Regions from separate parts of the Homo sapiens genome. Here region 1 is linked to region 2. The links are chromatin loops, found by intact Hi-C in ENCODE. Cell type or tissue: ovary. All regions are shown on one strand. Links, peaks and the distances in the headings refer to the core of each region. The heading gives the core; the rest is flanking DNA. Region 1 overlaps PHF2 (PHD finger protein 2). Region 2 overlaps PHF2 (PHD finger protein 2).

Region 1 (5,365 bases), core at 162-5,161, 55 kb before region 2:
CCTCCACCTCCTGGATTCAGGTGATTCTTCTGCCTCAGCCTCCCGAGGAGCTGGGACTACAGGTGCCACCACCACACCTGGCTAATTTCTGTATTTTTAGTAGAGACGGGGTTTTGCCATGTTGGCCAGGCTGGTCTCGAACTCCTGGCCTCAAGAAATCCACCCACCTCAGCCTCCTAAAGTGCTGGGATTACAGGCGTGAGCTACCATGCCTGATCAGAATTCCTTTTAAAATACTACAAAGAGAACAAAAAAGTGGGGAAACGGAAAACTGGCTGAAAGCTGGTGGCTTTTGTTTCTGGTGCTGAGTGCATGAGGGCTTACTGTTTCTCTAATTTTGTGTGTATTTAAAAAGTTCCATCATAAAAAAAAATTAAGAGGAAAAAGAAAGACATAGAAGCAACACAAACGACGAACCATCTCCTCCCTGCTTCTGCAGGGACAGCTGTGGAGGGAACACGGCCAGGGGAAAAACCAGGCCCCACCCGCATGATTAGGTGAGCCCAGGGCCTTGGTGGCAGGGCAGGACCCAGCTCTCAGAGCTGTGGAAGGGAGGAAATTAGCTCCTACGTGGGAAGAGCTTAGAAAAATGCCTGGCACTAGGCAGGCCCTCACTATATATTAGCTGTTATCCTGTGTGCACCATGCCAGGGTCTGGGAAGGTGAGAAAGAGCACTGGCCTGGCAAGCATGAACATTACAGCTGGGGTACACAAGGCTGCCTGACCAGCATTGTGCAGCAAGACAGAAACAGCCCACCTGATGGCCATGGCCCCCTCTCAGGCAAACCTGCGGTAAAGCCGAGCACAGGCGAGACCAGGGGCTGGATCCCGGCTCAGGGCAGGATCAGCCACAGAGCTAGTGCCACAGCTCCAACTATGTCCAGCCTGCCCTCCTCCTCAGTAAGAACCCCACAGAATCAGCCCCTGTGCATGGACACCCAACACCCTCACCCCAGGTCCCGGGACAAGCACTTTCTAGCCCCTCTTCCGAGATGTCTGACAGCTACCAGGGTGCTCGCTCTTCCTCTTCATGACGAGTTTGGGAGCCCAGTCTCGGTAGCCCCAGGGTGGCCATGTGGCTCCCGAGAAAAGCTGTGGCCCCAGCCCCCTGCTGAAATTGAACTTGATGGCCTCCTGGTGGGTGCCCCTATGTGCCCAGAGGCTTGTACAGGTGACTTCATTTCACCTCCAGCACACACCCCATGAAGGGTGCACAGAGGAAGAGAGTGAGCCTCAGAGTGGTGGGGCCAGTCGTCTCGGAAGCCCCAGCACTGAGAGGCCAGTGTGCCTGCCTGCCCACCTTCTGTCCTGGGGGTTTGCCCGTTCAGGGTTTTTCCTCCTCGTGCCAGCCACCCAGGCATCCCCCATGAGCACCTTGAAGCCCTGCAACCATGTGGGCCTCCATGCTTGGCCATGTGGCCACTGGCCTGTCAGGGTCACTGCTAGGTGTGCTGGCCTCTCCCTGCCACTGCCTCTTGAACGGCACCCCCACAGGTGCTTCCTCTACCCACAAGTGCCCACCTAACCCCAGTAGCTCTGGAGCTGCAAGGGGACATGAAATGGGCACTGCTGATGGCAATGGCACTGGCTAGAACCCAGACGGAATCCAGACGAGGAGATTCTGGTGCCGTGGGGGCAGGTCATGGTACAGATGAGGAAGGCCAGGCCCCTAATCAGGCAGCCAGGATGGGAACATGGGCCCGCACCACCAGGGCCTCCCAGGCATGGCAGTGTCATGTAGCACCCACAGTAATGCAATTCATAGCTGCCAGAATCAAAGGGTCTCCCAGACCAGCCCCTACTTTGCAGTCAGAGTATCTGGGAGGGCAAGGGACCTGCCAGGTCATATGTCATCTCAGTGGGACGCAGGGTCTGAACTAAGAGCACCGGGAACAGAGTACGGTGAGCCTTGAGGCTCCACTGCTCACGGCACACATGGACACAGCCAGGGCGTGGGGAAACAGCATGCACAGTGGTGGGTGTCCCAGCACTCCCAGCTCCAGCCCCAGAGCACTGTGAAGGGGATGGCGCTTACCCACGTAGTTCTCGACGTCACTGACATAGAACGTGGGGGCCGGGACAGCCAGACCCAGCCCGTCTTTCTTAGGGACGAGGATGGGCTCGGTGAAGCCGTGCTCCTCCATGTAGCCCAGCGTGAGCTGACTTCCTGGCACACGGGCCACCACGTCTTCAGCACTGCAGGGAAGCACAGGTCAGAGGCCACATTGGGCCCGAGGCCTCCTGCACCGGGACAGGTGTGGACAGGGCCTCGGTGCTGGAGAGGTGAGCCTGGGTCTGGCCACCCACCTCCCACAGCCACAGGAGGAGGCCTGGCCGTGGTGCCACAAATGGGACGATAGAGCAGCCAGGGCAGATGCCGTGCTGACTCCAGAACCCCACTGTTTGGGGGAGCAGGGACATGGGGTCTCACGTGTCACATGGAAATGTCAAGAGGTGACAAGGGCCTGTCCTTCCCAACAAGACAGAGAGGCAGGAGGCGCCTGGGCCTGAGCAAGGTCGCTCCCCAACCACCGGCACCCGGGCTGACCCATAGGTGAGGACGGGGGCAGCTCCTCCACTGCACCTCCCTTGTACCCCTTCTCGGCTAGGTGCCTCCCCATGGCAGGGCCACCGAATCACAGCTCAGGAACAAGAGCCACTAAGATGGCTCTGATATTGGGAAGACCTTGGACAAAGCCATGTGGAGAGGACAGGGGTGAAAACCAGGTCTCCTTCTGTCTCTCTCTCGCCCTGCCTAGCCTGTCCCCACATTCCTGCCCAGAGGAAGCAGCAGAGGGGCAGGGCCAGGAGGAGGCCCCTGGCTGGCAAGGATGAATGGCATGTGCGGTGACAACCCAAGGACCCGGACAAGAGCATCCTGTCCTGGCCTGCTCCCTACTAGACATGGCCACCACCACAGGGCCAGAGGCAGACGAGAGGGGCCCACAGGCAAAGGGGAAAAATGACCTTGGCAGAGCATTTACACACCCTAGGAATCCTCCCAGGGACATGAGGCCCAGGGGAAGTGTGGTCTGCCCAAGGCCATACAGCTGGACCCAGAGCCCTCAGCCCCAGCCCATGCCCCAGGCTGCCTCCTGCTCCTTGAGAGGCCCCTGGGCAGCTGTGGTCCACAGGGCCCGCTAGAACAGCCTCTGTTTGGTGACCCTGGGGACATGCTTCTATGGGATGGGCACAGTTGTGAGCAGCGCTGGGGAGGAGGACAGCAGGGAACAGGGGAAAGAGCACCCTGCAAGACAGGGCCGAGGGGAGGAGTGCACCACCCAAGGCCTCTGACGCGGACAGACAGTGGCAGGTGTGAGAATGACAGGAGCCGCAGCTGGAGGGCTCCCGCTGCACACCAGAAGCACTGGGAGCCGCCAGAATTCTTTGCACACCAGCAGCACTGGGAGCTGCTGGAATTTTTTTTTTTTTTTTTTGAGATGGAGTTTCTCTCTTGTTGCCCAGCCTGGAGTGCAATGGCGTGATCTTGGCTCACCGCAACCTCTGCCTCCCAGGTTTTAAGCAATTCTCCTGCCTCAGCCTCCTGAGTAGCTGGGATTACAGGCATGTGCCACCATGCCTGGCTAATTTTGTACTTTTAGTAGAGATGGGGTTTCACCATGTTGGTCAGGCTGGTCTCGAACTCCTGACCTCAGGTGATCCACCCACCTCGGCCTTCCAAAGTGCTGGGATTACAGGCGTGAGCCACCGCGCCCAGCCGAGCCTCTGGAATTCTAAGCAGGGCAGTGGTGTAGTCTGCGGGTTGTCCATTGCTGTGCGGACAGTGGCCTGCAGCAGGGCAGAGTGGGGGCACAGAGAGCATCAGGAGGCTCAGGGCACCATGCCTGGACTAGGGGGCAGGGAAAGGGCCAAGGGGGTTCAGGAGATCAGTAAGTCTGGTGATAGCTGAGAAAGTGGGAGGGAACAGGAAGAGGCAAATATGGACGGCCAGGAGACTGTTGTGAGTGGTGGGGGCAGAGGCGGGGCCATTTACAGAGGGCCCACGGTGGAGGGGCAGGAGCTGGGGACAGGGACAGATCTGATCTGGGGACACATGTGGTCTAAGATACCTGTCAGATTCTCCAGGGATGTGCCAGTTGGATAGACAGGCCACAAGCTCAGAAGAGCTAAAGAAGTTGTGGAGCTGAGTCCCCAGAAAAGCCTCAAGGAGAGCAGTTAACAGGACAGGAAGCAGGCAGGTGGGAGGAAATCCATCCCCAACAAAGGACAAGACTTCAAGGAACTAGAGGGCTGCAATGCCTAATTTTGCCAAGAGGGCAGTTAAGATTAGAACTGAAGAATGTCCACTGGCTTTGATCACATGGGAATAGCGTTAAGGATAAACCAGGGGGGACTAGACGGTGAGGAAGAAGAAAGAATGTGTACAGGCAACCGTGTGGGAAGCTCGAGGCATACAGACCATGCAAAGGAAGCTCTGAAAGCAACAGGGAAGGCCTCCCATCCACCTGGGCCACAGGCAGAAAATTGTCCTTGATGAATCCCAATGCCAACGTCCTAGCAGTGAGAGTTCCAAACTTGCACTAAACCCATCGGTTGGGAACCCCAAACTGGATCTGGAACTAATCTTGTGAAAACCATAAAACCTTAGCAAAAGGCAAACACAAACCGTCTTGTAGGTGGACAGCAGCCAAGGACATACTAGTCCCAATGGAATGTGACCCCTCTGAAGCACCATGCCCCACAGAAGGAGGTGAACCACCAAGAGGGTCAGTCAATAGACACACCAGTCAAAAGAGATCACCAGAACTGAGGATAATAGAACAACCGAAAAGAGATTTGAAAATAAATATACTCAACACATTCAGAAGGAAATCAAGAGGATGCGGCAAGGCACAGGGATGTATTAAAAAAGAAAAAAGACCAGGCAATATTGAAAAGGAAATTTATAGAAATTTTAGAAATAAAAAATACAATGATCAAAATTTTTTAAACTCAATGGATGCACTAAACAGTAGATGGCTGAAAAAATAGTAAATTTGAAGAAAAATTTTTAAATGATACAGAGAATACAGAAGAAATGCTACTAAAAGAGAAAACAGAGTATTTTTCAGAATTGACATGTGACTCTCCAAATTAAAGAGGCTTACTGGGTTCTAAGCAGAATAAACAAAAACAAATGTACATCTAGAGGCAATATCGTACACTCATGTACTGAGTACATCAAACAATATAAAGAAACAGCAACTAGACTAACAACAGATATCTCATTAGCAAGAGATGTCAAAAGACAATAAAATACCTTTCAAAGAATTAAAGAAAAACAGCTTTCACTCTAGAACTTTAGATCCATTTTAGAATATTAGAATCATGTAAGAATAAAGACAGTCATTGTCAGACAAGACA
Region 2 (5,365 bases), core at 251-5,250:
TAGGGGAACTTCACCAAGAACCTATGGCTTAAATCACTAGGCAAAGGATGCAGATAATTTTAAACAGGTCAGTGATGGGGGCAATGATGCTGCGCTCCCCAAATGAGTAAAGAATGGGCCCGCCCTGAGTGTTGTGTCTGCCTGGGATCACCCCGCTGCTCCCACAGTGGGGACCAGCAGCCCCTGCAGAGGCAACTATCTTCCCAGGGATCCCCCAGGAGTTTGAGAAAAAGACCCTGAGATCCCAGCAGGCCAGGAACAGAAGTGTGGCCCCAGTGAAAAAGGGCTCCTGGGAGGTGCACACTGAGAGCCCCTGGCCCTGCCACCCATCACAAGGTGGCAGGACTGGGGACCTCCAAGAATGGGGACCAAGGTGTCCCTGGTTAAGGCAGAATTACAATGACCCCTGGGTAAAGAGTGAAATGCACAAACACCAGAGAAGGCAGGAAGCAGAGTGGGCGCTGAGCAGCTGGGGAAGGAGCTGGCTCTCCCAGCAATGCCCTCGGGCAGGTATGTATTCACAGCCCAGAGCCTCAAGGCCTCTGCAGGTGAGCAGCCAGACTAGGAGCAGGCCACACAGCTAGGTCCCCGAGCAACGGCCAAGCATCTGGGGTTGAGGTCCCTGTGGGGCACTGGGCTCTTGACAGATGCTCTCTCGGGCTTCTTCCTCTGACTCCCTTGCTAGGGAAGCTGTGACGTAGATTATCACTCATCAAGGCCAGAGGCAGAGGGGATCCCTGCACTCAGACATGTAGGCCAGGACACCCCACCCACATGGACCCTGCCCAGGGTCTGGAGTCTTCCTAGGATCGAAGCTGAATTCTGTTACAGTGATTTCATTCAGAGAAAAAAATTCAGTGTAAGGGAAAGAATAGGTCAAGGGAGGAAGCAGGGACTCTGGTCCCCACCCTGCCCCTAACTCACTGTGCAGCTTCAGTTTCCCGCTTGTGAAAAGAGGCTTGCTCCCTGAGACGCCCCCAGTCCACACGTCCTACTCACATGGTATGCAGAGGCAGGTGCCCGTGCAGCAAGGCCACGGTACAGCCTGCTCCTGAATGGGTGCCTAGCCCAATCCCAAACTGTTCTACTAGACTTGGCTTTTAACAGAGACGAGTTCAGAAGACTAATTTCATTACATCTTCCTTTCCAAAGAGTAGTTTAAAATCTAATAAAATAATACACATTTGGCATCTAGAAGAAACTATGATCAGGAAAAAGCATCTGTGGCCATAAGTGGTTATGACAGACACGGTCAGGGCCAGACAAATGTCAGTGGGGAGAGGGGTGCTGGGACCTTGAGTCCCAGCAGACTGTGAGTGAGCATGGGTCACAGGAGGCACGGCTGCTGGCCCCCATGACAGGGCCTCACCCACCACATGTCTGCTGAGTGATGTTGGATCCCTCGGAGGGTCACAGCAGTCTGCCACCTAACCAGGCCAAGTATGGCCCCGGAGCTGTTGGGATGTCCACACTCAAGTTGGGGAGCCACCCAGAGGTGTGTGAAGGCATCTGGGGAGAAGCGGCCCCTCAAAGGAACACAAATCATAAAGGGATATTCAAATCTCAGCAGTGCTGCTCATGTGTGCCAGGGCCATAGGACAAAGGGGAGTCAGAAACCACCACCACAACCAGAGGGGCTGAGGAGACGTGAGGACCAGCCCATGGCCTCTGGGGTGGTCCCTTCAGGGGAAGGATGCTGCAGGGAGGACTGTGGCCCCAGCAAGCCTGCAGCCTCCTTGGTGGGAATGGACACTGGCTCCTGCCACGGAGATGTAAGATGTGCACATTCAGGAACACTGGCCGGGGTATGTGGAGATGCTTGGTACCATGTTTACAACTTTTCTGTAAATCTAAAACAATTCTAAAATTAAAAGTTTATGGGGAAAATAAAGCAAATGAGGCTTGGCCTCACAACAAGAGTCAAACAAAGAGGGGTATTTAGGAAACAGATGAGCTTTCCACCTCTGTGGACTGAGCATCCAGGAAGCACCTGCCCTGGAGTTCTGTGGGGCTCCACCAGCTCTGGGGCAGGAGTGGGAGAGAGTGGAAGGGCCTGTTCCCAGCCCATCAAAGTGGGGCGCCCTTCTCATATCTACTTCTCAGGGAAAACCTGCTTTTCTGTCTTCATTAGAAAGCACCAGGGCTACTGACACAACTCTACAACTCTAGGGAGGAAAGGATTTAAAAGTGAGTGAACTCAATAATTAGATAACTGCACATTAAACCATAGTGAGGTATTCTTTTTCACCTTTCTGGTTGAATTGACAAAGATCAAAGGCTCAGAAAATGTGTTGCCCAGTGTGTAGAGAAATCAGTACAACCAATCTGACGATTTTAAAATCCGAAATGCTATATCCTTCAGCCCAGCAACTTTACTTATTTGAATATATCCAGCAGATATACATGCATACATGCACAAAAACATACAGACCAGGATAGCCAGGGAGCAACACCGCAGTGGCCTCGGATGAGAAATGAGCTACATGCCAACCAGGGGAAGCAGGAAGTGCAGGAGGAGCATGTTTGCTGGAGCCCCAGCAGTCAAGAGTGACGACCCAGGGTCACTGCAGAATCACATTCACAGCGCACTGCTGTTTGTGTGGAGAGAGGGAAAGGGGGTGGCTGTGGAAACATGAGACATCACTGGAGCTGGGAGTCCGCTCCAGAGAGAAGAACGGGGAGACAGGGGAGAGGCACGCATTCCACTGCATTTCTTTCGAATTCTCACTCTTTTTAAAATTTTTCTTACCATGTGCTAATGTTCTGTTTGCAAAATAAATTCAATCAAACAATTTCAAATGAATAAATGTAGCTGATGCCTTATCAAAATAAATAAATATAAGAAAAGACAGGTGGGTCACTGACTTTAATTTCCAAGTGATAAAGACACAATACATTCAACAGGTTAGTCATTTCTTGCCCTCAACTGGGTATAACTGTGTCCCCAGGAGACAGTTGGCAATTTCTGGAGACACTCTGGCTTGTCAAATGTGGGCGTGGGGCAAGCGGCAAGGTGCTCCTGGCACCTGCTGGGTGGAGACCAGGACTCAACATCTACAGCGCACAGAAAGCCCCTACACAAAGAATTCTCCAGCCCAGACGTCAGCCGTGCAGAGGCTGAGAAATCCCACCCACCACACACACAGTTTCCCTACACAGTGTCTGCTGTGGGGCCAGTTTCAATTATTAGAAAGGTTTCCCTCAAACTGAACCCAAATCTGCCTGCTTATAAAGCTTCCTGCTCCAAACTTTCAGTGAGCACTTGGTTCCTTCCCAGGACTGTTATTGGGACAGCTGCTTTGTAGAAGGAACTAGAGAAAGAGACATACCAGGACATGACTAAGCCTCAGAATCCCTGGACCTTGAGGGTCCTGGGAAAGCGGCTTCACCTTCCTGCTGCCTCCAAGGTCCCTCTCTTCTTCACTTGATGGAGTAAAGGATGGCCCTTCAAGTGGCCAGAGGGACTTCCCTAAACATAAATACCATCAGGTCACTCCTGGCATTGCCTTCAGGGCCACGAACAGAGACTTCATAGGGTGTTTTTTGCTTGTTTGTTTGTTTTTGAGACAGAGTCTCACTCTGTTGCCCAGGCTGGAGTGCAGTGGCGCAGTTTCGGCTCACTGCAACTTCTGCCTTCCAGGTTCAAGTGATTCTCCTGCCTCAGCCTCCCAAGTAGCTAGGATTACAGGCACCCACCAACACGCTCAGCTAATTTTTTGTATGTTTAGTACAGACAGGGTTTCACCAGGTTGGCTAGGCTGGTCTCGAACTCCTGACCTTGTGATCCGCCTGCCTCAGCCTCCCAAAGTGCTGGGATTACAGGTGTGAGCCACCGTGCCCAGCCCATAAAGTGTTTTTCTGGGGGGCAGGGAGTGCATGGCAGGGGAGTGGGGAGGGCAGCTTCAGTAAGGCTGGGCTCATCCTCTGAGTCCCACAGACTCGGGCCTCTCAGGTACAGGCTCCCTCCAGGTCTATGCCCTCTGACCTCCAAAGAGAGTTATTCTCGTTGCTGGCTTAACTTTAAGAAGGGCTGTGTCTGGCCTGAGGAATCATTTCTCACAGCCCCCAGGCTAGAACGGACCTCTCACCCTAGCTGACTCCAGAGCTCACCTGGAGCTGCTCCCCTCTATCCCGCAGTCCCATGGTCCCCAACACAACGCCACCAGGCACAAAGACAGAACCATCTTTATCCAGATGTACACCTGCGACAGGAAGTGACCTGCCTGCCTAGGGCCACACAGTGCAGGACACAGGCCCTGCCCCCAGAGCATCTGGTCAAGCACTGAGATAAACAGGTCCGCAGAGCTGTGGTTCTGCCCCCAGCTGCTGCTCAGAGACAGGGAGAGATGTGCAGTGGCCGCCCAGACCCACAGACACACGACAGTCCAGGCACCCAGCTCACTGTCATGGGGGCCTCCAGGGAGGTGACCCTGTGCTGCTTCTTTACCTGCCCACCCCGCCACACAGCCACCTCCTTCACCAGGATCCAAGTCACATGCCTTCACAGTGGGCAGGTGGCACAGACGGCCAATGGCAGGGTCAAGGGCTACCCAGCAGACAGGGGGCCCATGCTGCTGGAGAACGGACGGTCAGTGAGGCCAATGGGCAGCTCCAGGGACAGTTGGCCACTAGGTGGACCAGAGGGCTGGCTACACAGACACAGGCTGGGATCATGAGAGTCACATAACAACACTGTCCCATGAGAACCTCCAGACCAAATAGCAGCTAGTGCTTCCACCCTCCAACTGGCACTGGGGGAGCTCGGGCAGAAGCAGTGCCTGGCAAGCAGGGTGGTAGGGTTAGACACCCTCCAGTCCAGCCCTCCCACCCCTCAGAGCTCCTCCATCCCTCACCTGGGGCTCCTCCATCATCTCTCACCCAGGACTCCTCCATCATCCCTCACCCGGGGCTCCTCCATCCACTATCTGGGACTCCTCCATCATCCCTCACCCGGGGCTCCTCCATCATCCCTCACCCGGGGCTCCTCCATCCCTCATCCAGGGATCCTCCGTCATCCCTCTCCTGGGATTTCTCCGTCCCTCACCTGGGGCTCCTCCGTCCCTCATCTGAGGCTCCTCCGTCCCTCACCCAGGGCTCTTCCATCATCCCTCACCCAGGGCTCTTCCATCATCCCTCAACCAGGGCTCCTCTGTCATCCCTCACCCAGGGCTCCTCCGTCATCCCTCACCCAGGGCTCTTCCATCATCCCTCACCCAGGGCTCCTCCATCATCCCTCACCCGGGGCTCCTCTGTCCCTCACCCGAGGCTCCTCCATCCCTCACCCAAGGCTCTGCCAGCCCCTAACTAGTCTCTGGCCTCTCTCCATCTTGCCCTATACTCCATGCCTCCCACAGAACTCTGAGAG

The links. Hi-C counts contacts between places; a loop is a spot of excess contacts. Peaks named below come from ENCODE experiments on the same cell type or tissue, not always from the same donor. Only the 100,000 strongest peaks of a DNase experiment are listed, where the experiment ranks them.
Region 1: a loop joins it to region 2, with 3 times the contacts of the local background. A loop is called at or near these places in 4 of 110 quality-filtered maps.

The regions. Positions count from the first base shown.
Region 1 is chr9:93,642,461-93,647,825 of GRCh38, reverse strand. It overlaps PHF2 (PHD finger protein 2), which reads right to left. Exons shown (of 22, transcript NM_005392.4): 4 at 2,037-2,197. Among named protein-coding and RNA genes, the nearest start is that of MIR548AU, 50 kb to the right of the region's middle. RefSeq lists an enhancer at 3,505-4,345. In ovary, for the core only: no CTCF peak of the experiment used is centred there; DNase peaks (open chromatin) are centred at 2,165, 2,525 and 3,255.
Region 2 is chr9:93,587,089-93,592,453 of GRCh38, reverse strand. All of the region lies in intron 1 of PHF2 (PHD finger protein 2), which reads right to left. Among named protein-coding and RNA genes, the nearest start is that of MIR548AU, 5.1 kb to the left of the region's middle. RefSeq lists a silencer at 2,413-2,707 and an enhancer at 3,745-4,245. In ovary, for the core only: no CTCF peak of the experiment used is centred there; a DNase peak (open chromatin) is centred at 2,614.